Linked DNA regions of Homo sapiens: region 1 is linked to region 2. A link is a contact called in ENCODE Hi-C or POLR2A ChIA-PET data. All regions are on one chromosome and are shown on one strand. The core of a region is the stretch at or near the end of the contact, and the rest is flanking DNA. Distances in the headings are between cores, read along the strand shown. Region 1 holds the start of FLVCR1-DT (FLVCR1 divergent transcript). Region 2 holds the start of LAMB3 (laminin subunit beta 3).

Region 1 (6,457 bases), core at 3,958-6,457, 3.2 Mb after region 2:
GCAGATTTACCATGAAGTTAATATGAGGGTCTCTGAAGGCTTGTATCTCTCTCTCTCTCTTTTTTTTTTTTGACAAGGCCTCACTCTGTTGCCTAGGCTGGAGTGGCGTGATCTCAGCCCATTGCAGCCTTGACCTCCTGGGCTCAAGCGATCTTCCCACCTCAGCCTCTCAGGTAGCTGGGACTACAGGCATGCACCAGGCCCAGCTAAATACTGTATTTTTTTGGTAGAGAAGGGGTTTCGCCATGTTACCCAGGCTGGTCTTGAACCCAGGCTCGCCATTGCACTCCAGACTGGGCAACAAGAGCGAGACTCCATCTCAAAAAATAAATAAAAAAATAAATAAAAAGATCTAGAAAAGTGACAGAATAATTTGTTCCCATCTCACCAGTTTGGTTTCGCTGTACTGATGACCTCAACTGGCATCATGGACCGAGAAGAAACAAGACAAAAACACAGGAGAAAAAATCCTGGGACTCTTTTTTTTTTTTTTTTTTCAGGAATAAATATATACAAATAAAATGTCTCAATGGAGGGAAGAATACATGTGGGAGGATTCTGATTTCCAACCTTCTCCTCTACTCCTCCATTTCCAACTTGATCTTTTCACAAAATAGAACCATATAGCCTCTGCTGATCAGGTGGACAGAGCCTGATGCTAGTAGGAGTAAACTGAAGGCAAGGTTGCCCAAATCTACCCACCTCCCCATGAAACATCATGGATTGCACATCCAATAGCATTGTTCTGGTTTGCATCTTAACCTCTGAGGCTCGTAAACTGTGGCAAACCTTTGTTCAGGGACAGCTACATCACTCCTATTAGCATCTTGGACCTTGGCTCCTGGATGCTGTCCAGATCTCATATTGCTGAAGTGTTACTTATTCAAATCTCTCTGACTTGGCATTCCACACCCATAAAGTAGCTCAATCTCATCTTGACTCCCAGCCAAACGATGCTCCCAGTAGTATCTTTTTTGACAGAGATTAAGGTTCATTTTACGTTATACATCCAAACATTTGATATAAATAATGACTCATGTTTAAACTGGTTAATAAATATCTACCACTGAAGCCAGAGAAAGAAGACAAGATTAAGAAATTAGAATGGTGGCCGGGCACGGTGGCTCATGCCTGTAACCCCAGCACTTTGGGAGGCTGAGGTAGGTGGATCACCTGAGGTCAGGAGTTCGAGACCAGCCTGACCGACATGGAGAAACCCTGTCTCTACTAAAAATACAAAAATTACCCGGGTGTGGGCACCTGTAATCTCAGTTACTTGGGAGGCTGAGGCAGGAGAATCACTTGAACCCGGGAGGCAGAAGTTGCAGTCAGCTGAGATTTCATCATTGCACTCCAGCCTGGACTCCAAGGGCAAAGCTCTGTGTCAAAAAAAGAAAAAGGAAAAGAGAAAGAAATAGATTTCACTCCCTCCTTCCCTTCCTTCTGGAAGTTTGCAAGACTTTTTTTGTTTTTGTTTTTGTTTTTGTTTTTTTCTGAGACGGAGTCTCGCTCTATCGCCCAGGCTGGAGTGCAGTGGCGCGATCTCGGCTCACTGCAAGCTCCACCTCCTGGGTTTACGCTATTCTCCTGCCTCAGCCTCTCGAGTAGCTGGGACTACAGGCGCCCACCACCATGCCCGGCTAATATTTTGTATTTTTAGTAGAGATGGGCTTCACCGTGTTAGCCAGGATGGTCTTGATCTCCTGACCTCGTGATCCACCCGCCTCGGCCTCCTAAAGTGCTGGGATTACAGGCGTAAGCCACTGCACCTGGCCAAGATTTTTTTTTTTTAAGAAACAGATTTCACGTGGTGGTGGGCGCCTTAATCCCAGCTACTTGAGAGGCTGAGGAGGGAGAATCGCTTGAACCCCGGAAACAGAGGTTGCAGTGAGCCGAGATCGCATCACTGCACTCCAGCCTGGGTGACAAGAGCGAAACTCCGTCTCAAAAAAAAAAAAAAAATAATAATAATAATTTAAAAAAAGATTTCCTTCCTTCTCTCCTCCCTCCTTTTTTCCTTCCTTCCTTTCTTTTTCTCTCTTTCTTTCTTTCTCTCTCTCTTCTTTCTTTGTCTCTTTCCTTTCTTTTCTTTCTAATTTGGCACACAAACACTTTATTTAAATGCATATCTCAATTCCTGTGCGGCTGGCAAATAAAATAAAGGAGCAGATCATGGCACAGCATTCTCATGGACCAAGTGGTCGAACCCAACATCCAAGACCCAGTGAGCAGCCAAGCTCAGTGCAACCTCCAGGCCTCTCGCTCTGACTCCAACAGGGTGAGCACATAGCCCTTGCGCATGGGGTCTTTTACACTGTGGATGATGGAGTGGCTTGTGTCTTCCATAAATTCCCGCATGCACTGTCCCTGAGAGCTGGTTCTGCCCAGGACCTTGGTGACCCTGGCTAGCTAGATAGGCTGCACATGGCTGGTGTCTGTGATGGCGATGCAGCAGCAGTTGGGCAGAGAGAAGAAATAGATTTCTTTACAAAGCAAGTAATTATTTAAAATATTCACGGTAATTCAGTATTCATTAGCTGTACTCAGTAAATATTTATTGAACAGCTACTATGTGCTAGGTACTCGCACAAAGTACACTGGTTACAAATTCTTGAAAAATAGTAGCGGTAGCAAAAAGCAACAAAACTTTCAGCCCTGCCCTTATGGAACTCACATTCTAGTGGGCAGGGAGAAAATAACCAGAAAAAGGCCCAGCACAATGGCTCATGCCTGTAATCCTAGCACTTTGGGAGGCCGAAGTGAGCTGATCAGTTGAGACCAGTCTGAGCAATGTGGCAAAACCCCATCTCTACAAAAAATACAAAAAGTACTCAGGCTTGGTGGTCAGCCGAGAGAGAGAGAGAGAAGGAAAGAAAGAGAGAGAGAAAGAAAGAAAAGAAAGAAAGAGGCCAGGCTCGGTGGCTCAGGCCTGTAATCCCAGCACTTTGCGAGGCTGAGGCGGGCGGATCACGAGGTCAGGAGTTCAAGACCAGCCTGGCCAATATGGTGAAACCCTGTCTCCACTAAAGAAAAATACAAAAATTAGCCAGGCATGATGGCGCGGGCCTGTAGTTCCAGTTACTCGGGAGGCTGAGGCAGAAGAATCGCTTGAACCTGGGAGGTGGAGGTTGCAGTGAGCCGAGATCGCGCCACTGCACTCCAGCCTGGGTGACAGAGCAAGACTGTCAAAAAAAAAAAGAAAGAAAGAAAATAACCAGAAAAAAAAAGTAAAAATATAGGACATTTTAGGTGAAGGTAAGCACTAGGAAAGAAAGAAAAAAAAAAGCAGGGAAGGGATGTTGGCCGGGGCGGGCGGAGGGGGGGATTTATACAGTTTGGCCAAGGAAGACATTATAATAATGCACTTATTCCTTAGTTTAGAACATGTAGCATTTCACCTGTACCGAGAGATGCCTGATATATTTCATACATGACCAAAATAATAATGTAAGAGGCAATAAAAAAGTGCAGGGTTTTAGGGTTCTAGATATCAGCACATTTTAAGATTAAATGCATGGTAAGAACTTTTGTACTATATACACCTAGTTTGAACTTAAATTTAATAACAAACTCTTTGGAGTCTCTCTCTCTCTCTTTTTTTTTTTTTCCCAAACATAGCTTCCCAAGGAGCAGAAGGGCTGAATTTTCTCTAGTTCCAGGAAGACCGCAAGGCTACTGTGCTCTGGATGTCTCGTTTTTATTTTTTTATTTTTTTATTCTCCAGATCTCAAGACGGTGTCTGGCACATACCATTCAATACAAGTTTGGTACCTGGAACCCACTGAATATGCATGTCCAGTAACTATTAACTACATGTGTTGGTGCAAGGGAGAAGGTCGAGCAACCGGATCTGCTCCATCATAGCCCGTCTCAGTCGCTTCATTCAAGTCAGCGGGGTGAGGTTGAGGGGATTCCAACTTCACAAGGGCAGATTTCTCATGGACTCTCTTTCTCTGGTTGTACTGGAACACTTTCTGGCGTTATTCCTCTGCTGGGACAGCATGAACTTATGAAACGTGGTCCTGTCTGCCCTAAAGCCAGGGTCTCACCGACAAGGACAGCGATGCTGGGGCGAGAAATAAAGTTCGTCCTGGGCCTGCGTACGGTACAGCGCCCTTGGGAAGCCCTTGTGGAGTTAAGGGTGATGCCCACTTCTTTGTCTCCCTCATTCTGTTTCGGTGGCTCTCTCGTTCCCAGTTCCAAGCTGCCCACTTGTTAGAGGAGCCACTGCTTACCAGGCATCTGGTTTAATAAAACATGGCTAGAGCGACTGCATGTTAAAGTGAGTAACTAGGCACTCACAAGGCACCTATAAGGTTAATGCTAAAGGTCTGAAAATAGCCGCATTCTAAGCTGACCAACAATTATAATTACACAATATTTATGGCCATACAGGACATCTCCCACCAAGTCTGCGGAATTGTCCAGATGTCCTGAGTTTTTTTTTTTTTTTTAGACAAGGTCTCACTTTGTCGCCCAGGCTAGGCTGGAGGGCAGTGTGGTGCGATCTCAGCTCACTGCAACCTCCGCCTCCCAGGTTCAAGTAGTTCTCCTGCCTCAGCCTCCTGAGTAGCTGGGACTACAGGCATGCACCACCACGCCTGGCTACTGGCTTTTTTTTTTTTTTTTTTTTTTTTAAATAGATGGCATCTCAGTATGTTGCCCAGGCTGGTCTCGAACTCCTGGGCTCAAGGGAGACTCCTGTCCGGCCTCCCACAGTGCTGGGATTACAGACGTGGCCACCGAGCCCGGCCCAGCCCTCTACTCAGAGATAACGTCAATGCGCAGGCTTAGGTTGAAGGATTAATGGTCATTAGTGCACCAACAGCCCCTACCTTTAGTGGGCACATCAGCACATTCCACGATTAATCACAGCTCCTCACAGCTGCCTCTAAGTAGTGACACTACCGAAGGACGGGAGTTCCTCCTCCTGCAGTCTGAGGACTTGCACTCTCTAACGGAGTAGATTCCAATAAACTTGCTTCCTTCACTGCGCTCTGTGACTCGCCTCCAATTCTTCCCTGAAGTAGACCCAAGAACCCTCTCTTGGGGTCTGGATCGAGACCCCTTTTTCCAGCAACACAACCCGCGGGGCCGCCTCCCGCCCACCCTCAGGTGCAGGAGACCCCGGGCCATGCATCCTTCCGGGCAGGAAAATGTCAGCCAGCGCTCGCCGGCCGCTTTCCTCCCCCGCCTCCCGAAGTTCTCGCCCGGTAGCTCCCCGACTGGCTCTCGCGCCGGACAAAGGCGCACGCTGATTGGCCGGAGGGCCGTAGTCATGCAGGACGCGCGACTCTAGGGGCGGGACCAGACAAGGGGTGACTGCCGCGCGGCGCGGGGGAGGAGACCTTCATCTGTTCACGCGGTAGCGCGGATTGCGGTTCGCGGCGCGCGCCACCGGGGAAGGAGCGGTGGGCCGAGGGGTTGGAGGTGGGGCCCCAGGAGGACCTCGGGCTGTGGGCCGGGAGAGCGGAGTCGGGGAGTGGGGCGGGGGAGCGAGGTGGCGCCGGGGAGCCTGGGATATGGCGCGGCCAGACGATGAGGAGGGGGCGGCGGTGGCGCCCGGACACCCGCTCGCGAAAGGATACCTCCCGTTGCCGAGGGGCGCGCCCGTTGGGAAGGAGAGCGTGGAGCTGCAGAACGGGCCCAAAGCGGGCACCTTCCCGGTGAATGGGGCCCCCCGGGACAGCCTCGCTGCCGCCTCGGGAGTTCTGGGCGGGCCTCAGACTCCACTGGCCCCAGAAGAGGAGACCCAGGCCCGGCTGCTGCCTGCGGGCGCGGGAGCTGAGACCCCGGGGGCCGAGAGCAGCCCGCTGCCCCTTACGGCGCTCTCCCCGCGGCGCTTCGTGGTGCTCCTGATCTTCAGCCTGTACTCGCTGGTCAACGCCTTTCAGTGGATCCAGTACAGCATCATTAGCAACGTCTTCGAGGGCTTCTACGGTGTCACCTTGCTGCACATCGACTGGCTGTCCATGGTGTACATGCTGGCCTACGTGCCCCTCATCTTCCCGGCCACCTGGCTGCTGGACACCAGAGGCCTGCGGCTCACCGCCCTGCTGGGCTCCGGCCTCAACTGCCTGGGTGCCTGGATCAAGTGCGGCAGTGTGCAGCAGCATCTCTTCTGGGTCACCATGTTGGGCCAGTGCTTGTGCTCGGTGGCCCAGGTGTTCATCCTGGGCTTGCCCTCCCGCATCGCCTCAGTGTGGTTTGGGCCCAAAGAGGTGTCCACAGCTTGTGCCACCGCCGTGCTGGGCAATCAGGTAAGTACTGGAGTGGTAGGTGAAAGTCAGATCCTTAAAAGACCGGAAAAAGTCATAGGCCGTGAGAACTATGGCCTGTATGGATGAACTGCCCCAGGAGGTATTTGTCTATAAAAGAGGAGATGAAGCCGTTGAATAGGAGGCCGTCTTGGATTGAAGTGGGCTATAAATTTCTTTGTAAGGACAAAATTTTCCAA
Region 2 (6,787 bases), core at 1-2,500:
ATGTGACTCACAGGGTGCCCTGGGAAAATCCCATCCCTTCCCAGACTCCAGCTTCCTCCTCTAAAATGGATGGGAAGGAGTGTGGACCCTGCCCTACCCCACACAGCCGTAAGGACAACGTGGGGAGCAGGAAAAGGCTGGACCCTTTGCAGGAGAAAAGCTGTAGAAAGGGCCAAGACCTAGTTCCAGCCCCAAGAGAGAGGGCTGGCTTTTCTCAGGGCCTAGACCAGCAGCCTCAACCCAGCCCCGCCCAAAGTGAATGAGTCAGAGTGGCTGACGGCCTGGAGGCAAACCTTCTCCTGTCACGGGCATGGCCTCCAATACCATTCAGGGCCACTTTGAGTTTGAGGCTCTGTGCCCACAATTCTGGGATGCAACAGGGAGAGATGTATGGCTGTCTTTAACAAGTGAGTGAGGGTTTCTTCTGAAAGGGAAGCAACCCAAAATGTCTTCAATGATGGGCTGGGGCTCGACAAGAGGGGTGGGGCTGGGAGGCCACAAAGCAGGGATTCTGAAGGAGGCTGGGGAAGGATGCTCGAAAGCCACCGTGGGGTCCCAGAGGCAGGCCTGCCTTGTGGAAACATGCCCCACCCTTGCTCATGCAGTGACCCTTCTGCCTTGAATTGGATGTTCACTCTGTTCCAATGACAGCCACAAACTCTTTTGGCTGGGGTGGAGGGCTGGGGGCTTGGCAAGGCAGGGGCGGGGGGGGAAATTGAGGACATTTCTGGCATCTTTAAATTATAGATCCTAATGCTTCAAAATCATTCCTTCCAATCCCTCTCCTAAAAGAGTCATGGGCCCAGGGAGGGAACATGTGGCCTGGGGTCCCACAGCTAACGATGGCCTAAGAGAGACCCATCTTCTGACTTTCATCCAGTGCTTTCTCAGCTTTCCCACCCCTGACTGAAAATCCCCCTGCAAGTAGGCATTCTGAGCCAGGCCAGCCCACCCTTCTCACTTCTCTTTTGTGCTCAACCCCGGATCTGAACCTGCTTTCTTCTAAGCCACTGAGGTGCTTATCAAATGTGAAAAAGAAATCAAAACTGTAGCAGACATTTTAACCTAGCTCACCTGAGTGAGCTCCCAGGAAGAGGAATAAATCAGGCCCTGAAACCAGGCCCCAGGCATCCAGAGATACAGTCCTCCTCCCGCATCCGGCCCGCACCAGGCAGGTAAAGACAGGTAACATACCTTGCTGTGTGTTCTGCCGTTCTTTCTCCAGATCGCCTGAAAGCTCCTCTTGAATGTGGGGGTCTCCCCTCCCGGCTCCAGGTTTTTAAACAACAGCCTCACCTCTGGAGACTCCCTGGCTGGGTGTAGCCCCACCGCAGGGCGGGTCTCAGGAATCTGGCAGCCGTCACACCCATCTGTCGTCACTGCACCCCCACCTCCCAGGACGGGACTGGGCAAGTGGGTTGGTCGGTCCGTCCCAGAGTTCTTGTAGTGAGCTCCACAATGCCCACCTGCCTGTGGGGGCTGCAAGGGGCCCCTCAAACAGAAAGCACAAGGCACATGTAAGTGATCATCAGAGACCAGAATTCACAGGGTGGGGAAGGGCCCTTGCATTTGTGCCAGGCAATGAACTCAGCATTTTCCCAAAGCCAGCAGGGGTCAGCTTCTTCTTGTGACCTGGACCACCCCAGACAGAAGATCAGGCAGAGAACACAAAGATTAGGGCTTATATAGAGAGTTAAAGCTCCAGACATATCACCGGGCTGGAAGGTGAGAAGACTCAAACATCCAGGACCCTGGAAAGCACCATTCCCCTCCCCAGTGAAAAAAAAAATGAAAAATCCCAGCTTCTTGGGGCATTTGGAGGATCCTTAAAAGGCAAGGTTCATCAGGAAGGATTCAAAGCTCAACTCATCCAAGGAAAGCTTAAGAGAAATGAGCAGAGTAACTAAATGGCTCGCCTCCAGCTCCCTCCACAGGGTTGGCAGGGAGCCCTGGGACAGGTAGCTGCCTGTGAGTCACTCCTCCCACCTGTGGGGAGGGTTAGTCTCCTAGCCCCTCCCTCCCTAGGCAGGAATGCCCGCCTGGAGGGCCAGAAAACAGACCTGACCACAAGTGGTGGAAGGAAAGGCTGAAGCATAGCTTGACTGACAAAGTCAAAACAGACTTTCCCTGGCCTCCTGCCAGGCCTGAGAACACAGCTTCTTTTGTGGGCTCCTTGCTCAGGGATCCTGGGCTTCCAGCCACTGTAAATGGAAGTGGCAGGTCCAAATTGAGAGGCTGGTCTCACAGGACACTCTTTCCCCCAGGTTAGGGTCAGAGAGCTTTTAGGGAAACCTGGAGGGTCAGCCAGTCCATATCTTGGCCCTGGAGAGCCTGCACTGGCACCGTTTTGGAATGCTAGGACCTCAAAGCTACTATTTAAAGGAGCTTCTTAACTACGATTCCACTTTGTTAGTGTCTCCTAAACAGAAAGTTCTCCACCATTGGAGGGTTATGTCCAAGAAATTGGCTTGAAGACCCTTAAGGGGGAAATGTAGAATTTTGTGGATTAAATTGGGCATTTCTAACCCTCAGATTCGAATTAAGCATAAGTTCAGGTAGGCAGAAGAAATAGTGTAATTAGCAAGTGGGCAGTGAGTTGTTGATGTAAGTTGATGCATAATTGATAGTCCAATAAATGTTAGAGTCTTGCCCCCTGTAAGCATTCCAGTGAAATCTAGCTCAACTCAGCAAGTAAGGTCAGTAGAAGCAGTGTCCCTTCAACACAGAGAGACCTCCCTCAAGTCCCCCACCGAGAAAGGTCAGCTCTGACTCTGACACACCTGTGTTTTCAGTTCTCCCACCTGGTGGTCTCTTTCTCTCCACTTCCCCAACTCCCTGAACTCAGAGCGCTCATGAAACTTTCGCCCTCTGCCCATCACCAGAGGATGTGACAAAGAACTCATTAATAATTAACTCAGCAGAAGAGAGCAGGTGTTGCAATCCCAGATCCTCAGAGGAGAAAAGGCAGGGCAGGTGTGCGGTGGGCCTCACCATGAGTAGCTGGGGCCCCTTAAATCCTCCTCCTCCTCCCTTTATCTGAGGCCATGAGCCCAGGTAAATACACATTCGGTGTCTCAGACTTCACAGGCTTGGGCAGGTCCTGGAGTGGTTTGGCTTCGCAGGAGGGACATGCCAATTGCTGTGCTTGGCTCTCCCCTACACTCCCGGCAAAGTCCAGGAAGCTGTTTATGCAGACCCCCAAGAGCAGCCCAGCCAGCCTCACTCCTGAGGGACACTGATCATTTCCAAGTGGGGATCCAGTCCCCCAAGAACTCCAGGGCTCCAGGCACAAGCTCTGGAGCTTCAGAACCCAATTTGTTCAGTCAAGTAGCCTAAAATAGAGCCTGAGGCCAGATCAGGGTCCAGCTAAGATTAAAGGGGTGTGGTACTGTGGCTGGAGCCCCTCAGCCTCCCCTGTGTGCACACCTTTCCTCTCTCCCTGCGCCCATCCTCCTACAACAGAGCACTTATCTGCCCTAGAGCCTTGACTTATTAGAATGTGTGCTCAGGAAAGTGGCTAGTGAAGTCATCCCAGACTTCAGTATCTTTCAAACCTCATCACTCCATCAGCAAATTCGGTCAGCTCTGCCTTCCAATAATAATCAGAATCTACTTCTTCCCTCCTGGCCTGAGCCTCTTTTCCTGGGACGTCTGCAACAGCCTCCTCACTGATATACAGTCAAGTCCCAACACAGCAGGTTATGCACCCCGAGCTCAGAATCTTCACATGCCCCTATCCCACTCAGGGCCAAGGCCAGAGCTTTTTCAGAGTCTAGGGGACCCTACACCACCTTCCTCCCATTACTCTTCACCTCTACTACAATGGCCTCTATCCCTGTCTTAGCTCAGGCTTAGGGCTTTGGCTCCAGCTGCTTCTGCTGCCTGGAACGGTCTTGCCCCTGGATATCTACAAAGCTAACTCTCTGACCTCTTTCAAAGTCTTTGTTCAGATCCTAACTTCTCAATGAGGCCTATCCTAAACACACTATTAAAATTACAGCCAACTTCCCTGCCCCATCCCTGTCCCCCATCCTAACACTCCTAACCCCACCTACCCTATATTTTGGTGAGTTATTTATTTACTTATTTGGTAGGGGGGCATCATGTACCAGCTTCTAACCAACTATATAATTTATCTGCTTATGTTTATTTTCTGTCTCTTCCCAACTAGAATGTAATATCCAAGAAGGCAGAGATTTCTATCTTATTCACTACTGTTTTCCAAGTGCCTGGCACATAGTAGGTGCTCAATACTTGTGGAATGAATGGATCCACACTAAAGTACAAACAATTGATACAGTTCAATGCATCCCCTGTGCCGTTGATGTGTAGTTGCATTCTCAGAGGGGACAATCCAGGCTTTGGGCACTGGGATGGATTACTAATAGTGGAAATTCCTGTATCAGCCAGAGTGCGGAGGTCTTTTTTGAGGCACCTATCTCCAATTACAGAAATGTCACCATATTGACAGAGGCAGTCTCCTTCTTTGCCTGCTTCTCAGTCATTCCTGGCAATGTCTCTGACAGGGTGTGGGGGTGGCATTATAAGCTACTGTGTCTATTATCCATCTGTCAGGCTCAAACCGTCCAAGTCGCTAGGGAGATCAGCCAAGATCTGATCAATCAGAGATCAAGGGATAGGGAACAAAGGAAGGAGAAAAGGAGGAAGAAAAGGAGAGAGAAGAGGTTCAGGGGGCATAGGAGAACCTGGTCCAGGCTGTGACTCTCAGGTGTTGGAGGAAGGGGCACCAGGTGACTCAAGCTCAGGCCACACCTGAATACAGTGAATCATGGCTGAGTCCTCGTCTGTGGGACAGGGTGGACTCCAGGAACGGCCCTGGGGATTTGCCATGTGACTAAAGCTTGCGTTGCCCTGCACTACAACACAACTGCTCAGCTGTCCAGACAACTGGTCACACTCTTCTCTGTGCCTCCCCAGGAACCAGGGAGAGAAAGTGGGCCTGGTGTGTTACGGAGGCACAGATAGGAGCCCAGCCTCAGGAGAGGGGAGGCTAAGCAGGACAGAAGTCGCCTGTCATGAGTGACTCTTCCATAGCCCTTCTCCTCTCCCCACCCTCACCTATCCAACCTGAATGTTTACCCAGTGGACAACTGTGCATGCAGCTTGAGCCCGAGGACTGGGAGCAATCAGGCAATCGGCCTAAAATCACTACAGCTGATATCTGCTGAGTGCTTGCTGTGCCCAGGCACTGTTCTGAGCCCTTTGCATGTATCCACTCACTTAATACCCACCACAACTCTGTGGGGATAGACAATTATCTTTATCTTGCAGACAAGGAAAATGAGGCACATTTTCGATAACTTGGCCTTGGCTAGTAACTGGGGATTTGAGCCCATGCCATTTTGCTCCAGCACGCATATTCTTAACCATTACACAGGGCCAAAGATGGGCCATATCACCTGAACTCCCAGAGTGCACCCTGGCTAATCCTTGGCCAGAGTTCACCAGACTCTGGACCTCATGTCTCCCAATGTCTAAAAACTCCTCTTTGTTGGCCAGGCGCCGTAGCTCACGCCTGTAATCCCAGTACTTTGGGAGGCCAAGGTGGTTGGATAACTTGAGGTCAGGAGTTCGAAACCAGCCTGGCCAACGTGGTGTAACCCCGTCTCTACTAAAAATACAAAAATTAGCTGGGCATGGTTGTGGGTGCCTATAATCCCAGCTACTCGGGAGGCTGAGGCAGGAGAATCGCTTGAACCCAGGAGATGGAGGTTGCAGTGAGCCGAGATTGGGCCACTGCACTCCTGCCTGGGCAACAGAGTGAGACCCTGTCTTAAAACAACAACAACAACAAAAAACCTCCTCTTTGTGCCCTTGTTCCAAACCTAGGAGCACTGATACTGTCTAGGGGCTCCAGGAGTGACACTGATGCTGTAGAGACATCTAGAACAAACCCCACCAGGTGCTACCTCCTTATTTGTTTTCCTTATTGACAACCTCTCTTCTATGGGCACAGATGGAGAAGGTGCTGGCCTCCAGTTCTTCCATCTCAGAGGCTCCAGCACATACCAGCAGGGTTTCCTCCTTCATACCAACAGGGGTGGCTCTGACTAAGGACAGGAGCACGCCAGGAGGCGTGGACAGAAGGTGACCGCAACATTCTGGTGAGCTGACAAGGTGAAGCAGAGGACGTGACGAGAGGATGACACAACTTCCCCTTTGCCAAAGGAAGGAGATCCCCTGCCCTGAGGTCAAGAGCCTGGGCCACCTCACAGGCTACAGCTCCTTCTGCTCTGTCTCCCAGTGTGCCCTCCAAATGGCCCAGCCCTCCTGAGGGGTACAGCCCAGTACAGCCTACAGCCTGGTGGAGCCATATGCTGGCCCATGGCTGGCTGGCTCCCAGAGAAGACAGAAGAATCTTTTCATTCTTACCACCTCCATCCCCTCCCATATTTCCTGACATTCCTCTGGCAGACAGGCTGGCCCATCGCCACACCCCCTCCTCTAACCCCAGTCACCTCTGTCTCTATTCTGTGATTCTATTTGGTCATTGACCTCTGGGGATTAGGTTATTGGGATCTAAGTCCGACCTTTATGACCTTTGGATAACATTTGCCATGTGTAGTTGGCCATGTGGCCATGGTCCAGCCTCCATGAGAGGAGAGAGACATACAGCTGTCTGAAGGGGCACATAGCCACGTGGCATGGTGGGTCTGACAGGTCGGGAGCTTCTGGGGAAGAAGAAGGGAAAGCAATGGCTGAGAGCGAGCTGGGGCTTTTGTGTCCTGAAATCTGCTCTTGAAGCTCTCACAGGGCTGCCCCACAG

The links. Hi-C counts contacts between places; a loop is a spot of excess contacts on that map. ChIA-PET counts read pairs that join two places held with the same protein, here RNA polymerase II (POLR2A).
Region 1: a map of Caco-2 shows a loop between it and region 2 (11-fold over the local background). The contact joins the promoter of FLVCR1-DT here to the promoter of LAMB3 in region 2. A Hi-C loop is called at or near these places in 1 of 168 maps with a recorded cell type or tissue (Caco-2). POLR2A ChIA-PET finds 5 or more read pairs at or near these places in 1 of 52 experiments (activated CD8-positive, alpha-beta memory T cell).

What each region holds. Positions count from the first base shown.
Region 1 is chr1:212,852,931-212,859,387 of GRCh38, forward strand. It overlaps FLVCR1-DT (FLVCR1 divergent transcript), which reads right to left and starts at 5,208. Exons shown (of 2, transcript NR_027286.1): 1 at 4,836-5,208; 2 at 3,674-3,988. It overlaps FLVCR1 (FLVCR choline and heme transporter 1), which reads left to right and starts at 5,345. Exons shown (of 10, transcript NM_014053.4): 1 at 5,345-6,260. The coding sequence starts at 5,523. It also overlaps the pseudogene RPS28P2. RefSeq lists silencers at 5,446-5,505, 5,586-5,795.
Region 2 is chr1:209,651,175-209,657,961 of GRCh38, forward strand. It overlaps LAMB3 (laminin subunit beta 3), which reads right to left and starts at 1,251. Exons shown (of 23, transcript NM_000228.3): 1 at 1,195-1,251. RefSeq lists enhancers at 753-1,952, 5,522-6,721, 6,182-6,251.